Linked DNA regions of Homo sapiens: region 1 is linked to region 2. Evidence: chromatin contacts called from ENCODE Hi-C or POLR2A ChIA-PET data. All regions are on one chromosome and are shown on one strand. The core of a region is the stretch at or near the end of the contact, and the rest is flanking DNA. Distances in the headings are between cores, read along the strand shown. Region 1 holds the start of ARHGAP26 (Rho GTPase activating protein 26). Region 2 overlaps ARHGAP26 (Rho GTPase activating protein 26).

The links. Hi-C counts contacts between places; a loop is a spot of excess contacts on that map. ChIA-PET counts read pairs that join two places held with the same protein, here RNA polymerase II (POLR2A). Pooled maps may share reads with other maps.
Region 1: a pooled map shows a loop between it and region 2 (4-fold over the local background). The contact joins the promoter of ARHGAP26 here to the enhancer-like site in region 2. A Hi-C loop is called at or near these places in 2 of 50 pooled maps. POLR2A ChIA-PET finds 5 or more read pairs at or near these places in 2 of 52 experiments (CD4-positive, alpha-beta T cell and K562).

The regions. Positions count from the first base shown.
Region 1 is chr5:142,769,099-142,773,433 of GRCh38, reverse strand. It overlaps ARHGAP26 (Rho GTPase activating protein 26), which reads right to left and starts at 3,057. Exons shown (of 23, transcript NM_001135608.3): 1 at 2,519-3,057. The coding sequence starts at 2,672. RefSeq lists an enhancer at 1,583-2,418 and silencers at 2,714-2,833, 2,844-3,253.
Region 2 is chr5:143,227,487-143,232,105 of GRCh38, reverse strand. It overlaps ARHGAP26 (Rho GTPase activating protein 26), which reads right to left. Exons shown (of 23, transcript NM_001135608.3): 23 at 3,099-4,619. Among named protein-coding and RNA genes, the nearest start is that of ARHGAP26-IT1, 37 kb to the right of the region's middle. RefSeq lists an enhancer at 2,478-2,537. Within about 2 kb of position 3,010, at least 9 of the 41 ENCODE cell types and tissues checked have a DNase peak (open chromatin) inside an H3K27ac peak, as active enhancers do; they include CD4-positive, alpha-beta T cell, where a contact is called at or near this core.

The DNA of each region.
Region 1 (4,335 bases), core at 1,808-4,307, 460 kb after region 2:
TTTATTGCCTATGATTAACACTCAAAACCAAGTTAAATCCAAAGAGCTAGAAATACTAGTTATAAAATAACTGTAAAATAAAATAAAATATGGCTATAAAATAAAGCCACAAAAGTTTAGAGCTATAAGAGAACATAGATTATCTAAACCCAGTGTTTATATAATTATGTATTTATGTTTAAGTTGTACTGGGAAAACACTTCTGTTTATAGATATAATAAACATGACTGAAGAAAAATAATACACAAACATTAATATAGTAGTATACCACGCAGCAAGCATCTCATGATATCGGAATGTCTGAAATCCAGGACACAATGGTTGACTCCACCCTCTATTTTTAGAGGTCACCTGACCTGATCAAGTAGTAGTTAGTAGTGGTAGAATACATTAGCAGAGCTGGACGTAGAGAGAACAGAACACCGAGATCCCCATCAGTCTTTCCTCCAGATTACAGGGCTGATCCATTCCATTAGACAGCTTAAATAACACTTCAACTCTATCACTGCAATGTTTCTTCCTACCAAAGAATTCTTGCCCCCAAAAACTAGTGGTAGGAAAACTGCCAGTCACCCAAACGCACCCTCCTCAGATTCAATGCCAAAATAGAAAACACAAGTCCAAATTCTAGGGCTTGGTGCAAGAGGTTCCATTCCGGGCAAGTGAGATGGGGCAGAAGTCAAGAGCTCTGCACTGGCAGGGACTCCATCTCTGGCTCAAACCAGGTGGATTCAAAAGCTCTGGTCCTGCTGCTAGAGCTGTGTGACTCAGAGGTAATGCTTCCCCCAGTCTCTGTTTTCTCATTTGCAGAATGAATCTAAGCACATGAGATAATTATATGTGAAGCAGTGCCTGGAATGAAGTACACCTCTGTAAGCACAGGAGCAGCAAAATATTCACTCCTACACCCTTAGTGCCCAGTGCAGTACCCAGTACACCACAATCACACCAAAAGTTTGCTGAGTGAAGCAGAGAACTCACTAAAGCCAGCCTGAGGTTCAATCAAAATTCCTGGGCCCAACCTGTAAGTGGGCCCCTAACTTACTCCAAACCAGGGACCCCCATCCCCTAAACCAAGAATGGCCTTGATTATTGACAAAGGAAGGGTCTGTTCATATGTTTCAGGTAAGGCACAGCCTAAGAATCTGCCTCTAAGAAGCCTCATCACATCACAGTCCTGTGTTCATTTCATCCCAAAAGATTGGCACTTTGGGCTGCCCTGGCATTCCATTGTCTCTCTCTTCATTTTTAGAAGCAACAAGCTGACAAAATGACATCTCAGGCACCTGACTTTTGTAAGTGCCCTTTAAAGAGGCCTGGGAACAATTCCCACAGCTACGACTCTACTCTGCTAAGGCAAGATTTCTTAGCTGAAAGGTATCACCTACTAAGAAATCCATCACAGAAACAGATACAGTAACAGAGTCAGAGACAATTCCACTATCTGCCTTCATGTGGTTCCTGATTCTTAAAACTAAAAGATGGACTGAGCTATTTTTAAATGGGGAGACTGAAAAGGCACCAAAAACGTTCTCACAATCCAAAGCACTCATCCCTAGAGCACGCTTATTTGGCCAGAAAAAGAAACTCTCTGGCTCTGCAAAAGTGAAGCAGAATGCAAAATTGCATCTCTCCCCTTGTACCAAAAGGAAAAAACGCAAAAATGGTTTTACAAAAGGTCCAAGAATCTTTGAAATACGTTTGAACTTCTTTCTGAGAATTATGGATATTCCTTCTCAGACCTTTACAAGGATAACGGAAGAGGTAAAAAGGAGAGCTTGGGAGCAGGAGAGGGAGAGAGTTGGGATATGTACATTCTATTTTTAAACCCTCGCCCACAGTTTAGAGTAAAGGAACACTCTGATTCTCTACTCCCACCCCTATCACCTTCTGCTAAACACAAGAATCAGAACCTGCGCACGTACTGATTCCAGATTTAGAGATTACTGGCTGCCAATACTCCAAGGAATCGCAAGCTAACCAAGCATTCCACCCAGGGAACCCGGCGGCCTGACTAGGCTGGAGCTGCGTACAGGGAGCGAAGCAGTCACAACCCACCTTTTCCCAAGGGGAGGCAGCGCCCCCTCGGCAGGGCACGCTCCATTCTCACGGTTGGGCACTCAAGGCTGAGCAACTCTGCCCCTAAGGGAGCTGGAGCTGTGGACACGATGGGATCTGCCCGCTGGCTGCGGCGCGCTCGGCACTCTGGCCCCACTGCTGGGACACCTGCGTGCCGCGCACGCCCACGCCCACCCGCGCTGCCCCAGAGCACCACCCGCGCTGGGTCACCTCCCGACCATCCCTGAACGCAAAAGGCGGAGCGACGGGTCTCTCTCTTCATCTGATGGTTGCTGGTTCGCCCGCTTTACGTATCCTTCCTGCCTCGGAGGCGTCGACACCCGTCCCCCAGTGTACCGGGAGCAGAAACCCGGCAGACGCGCGGGCAACCCGGGCTAAGCGCCACCTCCCAGTTCCTCCCGCCCCGGAGCCGCGTCCCCGAGGGGCTCGGGACACTCACTCTTGAGCGCGCTTATGAGTGACTTCCCGTCCTTGATGAGCTCCTTGATGAATTTGTTGGTCTTGTCCAGCTCTGCTTCGTGCGACTTGAGCGTCTCTCGGAAGTGCGGACTATCGAGGCAGCAGTCGCTGAACTCGAGCGCTGGGAGCCCCATGGTGCGCGCGGCGCCCAGCCGGGGGGCGCGCCTCCGCCGGGGCCCGGGCCGCCCGCCGCCCAGAGCACTCACGCGGCGGGACCCCGGCCGGCTCCCCCGACGGCCGCCGGCTCCACAGGTGTGGCGCTGGCTCACTCCGCGCGCGGTGTCCGCCGGCGCGCAAGACTCCCGAACCGAGCTCGGACCCGGCCGAGGTGCTGCTGTTCCGGGCGCGGGCAACGGAGCGGATCGCGAGCAGGAAACGCAGCGCGGACCCGCAGCGGCGCCGGGAAGCGAGCGAGCGGGCGAGCGAGTGCAGACGCCGCCTCCCCGCCTCCTTCGCTAGCTAGCTCTCGGCAGCCTCGAGCGCCCTCTCACAGCAGCCTCGGCCGCCCCGCCGGTGTCTGGGCCGCTCGAACCTGCTAGCGATGACTTAATCCCCGCCGGGCCAATCAGCGCACCCTCCCCTGCCCGACCCTCAGGCCGCCCGAGGACGCCCGGCCCTTCCGCGGTCTTGATCCAATCAAAGGGGCCTGGAGGCAGGGTCTGCGGCTGGGGGCGTGGCCCTCGCCAACGCCTAGGTCCGCAGCGCAAACTCCGCCTCCTCTTGCCCTCCCAGCGTTGCAGACCCCGAAACCTAGGGGTGAGCGTTGCTGTGCACCCGCCCCCGCTACCTTGCCCGCCTGCTCCAGCCCGAATCCGAGCCACGCATGGCGAGTCTGCTGGTCCTGGGGGCCGAAGAGCCTCGATGTGCCAAGCATGAAAAACCTGGGGACTAGGGCTGCAGTTCACCACCGCCTGCCCTGCACTGCGGGGCAACCGATTTTACACTCAAAATACAGCCCCCTGCTCCGGGAGAATCCCGAGCGACCAAACGCTCCTCTTCCAGTCAGGCAGAAAAATGTTATTTGCATCTTAAAATTACCAGCTCTTGCCTGCAGTCTTCCCGCCCCCTACGGTCCGTCCCCCTCACGGCCACTCCTGCTCAGAACCCGCCCACGGTTCCCCTCAGCCGAAGGAGCTCACATCATTACTAGAATTTCAGCCGCCTGTTATTTTCCTGCTCTGCATCTAGCACAATTTTACATAATAAGATGACAGTCTACTGCCTGTCATCCTTCGCTACACGGTAAGCCCCACGAGGGCAAGTGCCCCTGCAATTTTCTTGTCCGCTGTTGCATCCTGGCACCTAGCACAGTGGCTGGCATTTAATAACAGATATTGAGCACTTACTATGTGCTGTGTGTGCTACGGTGATTGATAAATGTAGAATAAATGAATGGATCCTTTCCCAGAGCCATCTCCACCTCCCACGCCCAGTGCGTTGCCCTGTAGTCCCTCTGTTCGACCGCAGGACTCAATTCTGGCATCTCACTCGTTGCACTTGTCAGGCTGGGTCCCACAGGGTGTCTAGTGCTGAATTGTTAACTCCTGGAGGATAGGGACTGTCCTTGAATAAATTATCTCTATGTCTAGGAACCAGCAGCCCTCCTTCAGCTACGTGGGGGCTTCATGTTTGTTTGGGTTGGTTTGTTTTTTAAATAGGTCTGCTATGTGCAGGCACTAGCCTAGATGGTAAGAATACAAAGATGAATAACAGAATGAATTTAGCTGCTGGTGGTATTAGGTGAGATGGAAGCAAACAAGCGATAACCATGCCTTGTGATAGGATAGAAGGCCTGGG
Region 2 (4,619 bases), core at 1,761-4,260:
AGTAGGAAGGATGCCTCTTCCTCATCGCACTGCACTACCTGCCACACACTGCTAGTATGGTCATACCACATGGCAAACGCTGTTCCTTGTATATTTCCCTATGGCAGAAGCCAATTTTGAGTTCCCTGAAGACAGAGATCATGTCTTACACTTCCTGGTTGTAGCAGCTCCGGCATGGAAGAGGTGGTCAATAACTGATGGCTGAATGGAAACATAAAAAATCGAGGGTGATTGCTCTCAATGGGCCATGGCCAGTTACTCCCCACTGTAAGGAAAAACAGAACGGAAATGGACTTAAGCTGCCACATGGGAAACTTCAGTCAGACCCAAAGAATTCCCTCAGTGAGAGTGTTAGATATCAGACCAAACTCCTGTGGGACAGTGTGGAATTTCCGTGAAGGGACTTTACAAAGGAATACTTCTTTTATGTTTGGGGGTGATTCTGATGTGGTTTTGCTTGAAGGCAGGCCCTTTTCACATAAGGTTCATGAAACAACCCCTAAGTAACCCAGATGACAGCACAGGGTCTCGGGCTCTTGGTCAGCTGCTTCTCCAGATGGTTTCTTGTGCCCAGCACCAGCCAAGGAGGCTGGGAAAGAATGTGGCTGTGTGTGCCTGAGTGGAGGGTGGGAGGTCTTCCTCCCACAAGCTCCAATCCCAGTATGTGAGCAAATGGTGCGTTTTGCCAAGGGTCACAAAGTTACCCTGTGTTCAAGTACCCAAGTGTAATAACATGCAATTTCTTTCTTCCAACTATAACTGTAGAGTAAAACAGGGAGGAGGAACTGCCTTCTAGTGCAGTGCTTTCCCCACTTTTTTTCCCCTTGGTCAGCCCACCCAGGGGCTATGAGCACCTGCTGCATGCCAGCCCTGGGCTGGGTACTGGGCAGAGATGAACAAGACCTGGTCTCTGTCCTAACTGAGCTGTTTATTAAGAGCAAGATGGGCCTCAAACATTTGATGACAAATCATGAATTAATTATAGGTAGAAAGTACATGAGGGAGAAAAATGGTGTGATAGGAGAAAAGGTGTAACAGAAAGATGGCCATCCTCTACGGCCATAATTTCAACTTGCTCATCACAGGTGAGGCAAGCATGACTACTCCTTTTCTTTGTCACGAAGATTCAGAAAAGGTAGAAAAACAGTTAATAATTCTTTCCAATAATCTACCCCCACCCACAAATCCCAAAAGGACATCCAGCCACAGTGTCAGAACAAATATTTCAAGTTTACGGTGGGCACAAGACCTGGAGGGTAAGATGTGATTTGGCACCTAAAGAAAGAACCCATGGACTCACGTTTTTACTAATTTGCTGGTTGGCCTGGGGAAGGCATCAAAGCTACCTGGCTTTCAGCTAATAGGAAGTTGCAGCAGGCTTCATGGAGCCAATGACGTAAGAGACGTGACAGATTTACAGTGCGACAGGAGTTGCTAAGTGCTGTGGGATACAGAGGGTCTCCGTGTTGATCATTTCAACTTAAAACCTTCTGGCTTTGGTCCTCACTGTCTGATGTTGACTGGGTACCGCAGGGTGGCTTTCTGAAGGATGCATCCCGGCATGGGCATGCCCCTTCCCTGCGGATGGTTATGCAAAGCTCCTCCATGTGACAAACCTCACCCACCCCGAGCAGTTACCATGGAGGTTAGAGCCTCCCTTGGCTGCTGTGCAGGCTGCAGTCAGCCAACACTGACTAACCCCGCATAGTTAATTAGTGGCAGCTTAGCTTGGTGCTATTAAAAGCAGGGCAAGCCAATGACACTGACACATTCAGGTAGGAGAGAAGTGTGGTATCTGAGTGGAGGTTGGGAAAGAACTGAGAAAATAAGAAATTAGAGCCATGACTTAATTCTCATGAGCAAGCGTGTTTGGGGTCTGAGAAAATCTCTCATCACACTCACTCTCTAACATTTACCTAATTTCAACTGTCAATCAAATCCACTTCTAACCCAGGTGCTCTTAGGACTAATCATGCAGTCAGAACTGAGTGAAAAACACCAAGCAAAACCACAGGACGTGACAGTTTGCGCTCTGCTCTGAGTGGCTGTTAAAAGCAAAACAAAATTAAAACCTTCTGCTAGGAAGGCATGAAAGTTGAAGTGATTGGGAAATCTATTGGAAAGGCCAAGGACAAAGATAAAATACACACCACGTATTTCATTCTCTCCATGAAGGATCAGACATAGATGTACACCATACTCAGAAAGCCTCGCCTAGTTACAGGATGACCCACACATGTGGGACGCTTTGGGTGCTGGGGGAGTTTTCCAGAGGAGGCTGTCAACTCAGTGAGGGCAGCAGCTGCTGCCAGCCTGTGCTGTTCACAGGGGTAAACGAGTGCCCGAAGTGGCAAATGAGGACAAGCAGACAGCTCACATGTGACCCACGCATTTAAATAGCCCCCCTCCCCTTAGAACCAGGACCAAGGGAGCTTCACATCCCTTCCTCCCCTCCCAGGGCAAGCATCTGAAGCCAGAAGCCTCATCCTCAGTCCCCAGAGCGCTGGCTTCCCCATGCCGCCTCCACTGAGCCCATCAGGGAGTCCTCTGTGCTTGTGGCAGAAGCTGGGAGCTCACTGGAAGCCTGGGTCCCAGGCTGCCACTCAGAATGTATCTGGAAGGGACATGATGAATGCGAAGACTCAGTGATCTGGCTTGGCCTGGGACAGCATGCAACAAGCTCTAAACAACAGACTTACAAACCAGCTGTGCTGGGGGCATTGCCTGTGTTCTGGCTCTGATGATTCCATCCTTGTGTTCATGAGGTTTCAGAAAATAGGTGATTAGAAAGTCAAATTTAGGAAGAATAAAACAATATGTATTCTAAGAGAAGAACGTTAGAAATGTGAAGTGGACTATGACTCTTCGGGCTCAATTGTTTAATATGCCTGAGGAGCAAATTCTCAAGTTTCCTAGCATCTGACCTCTTCCTAAATGGAAAGCAAAGCTTCTCAGAGCTCATCAGAAATAAGCACGGTGGTTGTCACCAAAAACCGCAGGAGCCGAGACTTGTGACCTTTGATCATCATGTATATATGCTTATTTGAAGACATATTAAAGCATGTATTGAGTCAAACTCTATCAGAAACTCAAGAAAATACCACCAAATGGAAAAGTCATTTAATTCAAAAATCATACGTCCACTCATTTCATAGGGATTGTCACATAAACCAACCACATGTAAGAAAGCCAAGTTTCAGAGGCCTCTGAACAGAAATTTTGTTTTCTTTATAGATATATTTGGTGACACAAAAGCATTTTTTAAAAGCCTGAACATGGCAACAGGGCTACTAACAGGGACAAAGGTCTATTCTAGTCACAGATTACTTTCTAATTACAGCATTGGATTCTATGCACGAGTCAATAGTCAATACTGAAGTTTAGAACAGTGCGTTATTTTAAAAGAAAACATTAAAGTGCCATTTAATAAGTACTTTATTGATATTATATCACACAGCACTTTACAGTATACTCAAAGATAGCCTAAATTATGAATTAAACATGCAAATATTTTCTTTTCCAAAATGTGGACAAAATGTCTTTTAGAGTGCTTTTGAACACTAGCCTTAGCTACTAAGCATTCATGGGTTTGATCTTTCTTGCGACATGACTTTAAGTAAGTTAACAAAAAATGTAGCTGTAGACAGTAATTGTTTGATAAATATGAACAGTTTTAAAATGGCACTGAATTTACATCTTTAATCATTTTAATAGGCCATCCACAGCCTCTCTTGTGTCTCTAATTCTCAACCTCCGAGTCTTAAAGGCTGTAAAGGCTCAGAAAGTGCCAGCTCATGTGGGTCTCTGTAAGTGTCTATGTCTTCATAGATGTAAATATGTGCTGTATACACACACATACACACACACATAAATATACTTTAGAATCAACAGATGTGCATTGTCAGATACAAGGTTGATTCTGGCATCTGGATAACCAAGAAAGCTGCTTTTAGGTGTCTGGACAACTTTGTAGAAATGGTTGACGTAGAACAGTATAGAATGTCTTAACCTCTCCAGGACTGCTCCAGGTAACTGACATTTTGTTTATCAATACTCTGGTTCTGACTAAAGTGAATTTTGACATGGACATGTCATGTCATGTCATACCCACACAAGGGTCTAGGTCTATGCTAAGCCTTTGCTCTCTAAAGCATTCCACCTTGAGAGACGTTTTCACTCTGTAATGTCTGGCACAACTTTTGTAAAAATATTAGCTGTGAAATTTTTCTGTGATCGCTTTTTTTTTTCTCCTCAGTAAGCATAATATTTATCCTTCTAAAAAAGTATCCAAAGCTCCTTAGGATGGTTCACCTTTCTCTTTCTCTCTAGTCCTGGTGTTACTTTGCATCCAACACTTTTTCCTCTCAATAATACAGGTGCTTCCACTGGAAGACCACATTTCAGCAAGGACTGGCTCTGAATGACACCTGGATTCTATGGCCTTTCCCTCCACTTTGGGAAGCTCTTTAGTTAGACAGGTACTGTAGGCGGCAGGAGAAAAAAAGCTAATTATTACTTGTTGGAGTCTTGTCTCAGGCATGCTGTGGGGCTGTGCAAGATTCGCTGCTCTGCTGCTGTTGTCATTTTGATGCTACAATTACAGAGAGGCGGTTCAGCAC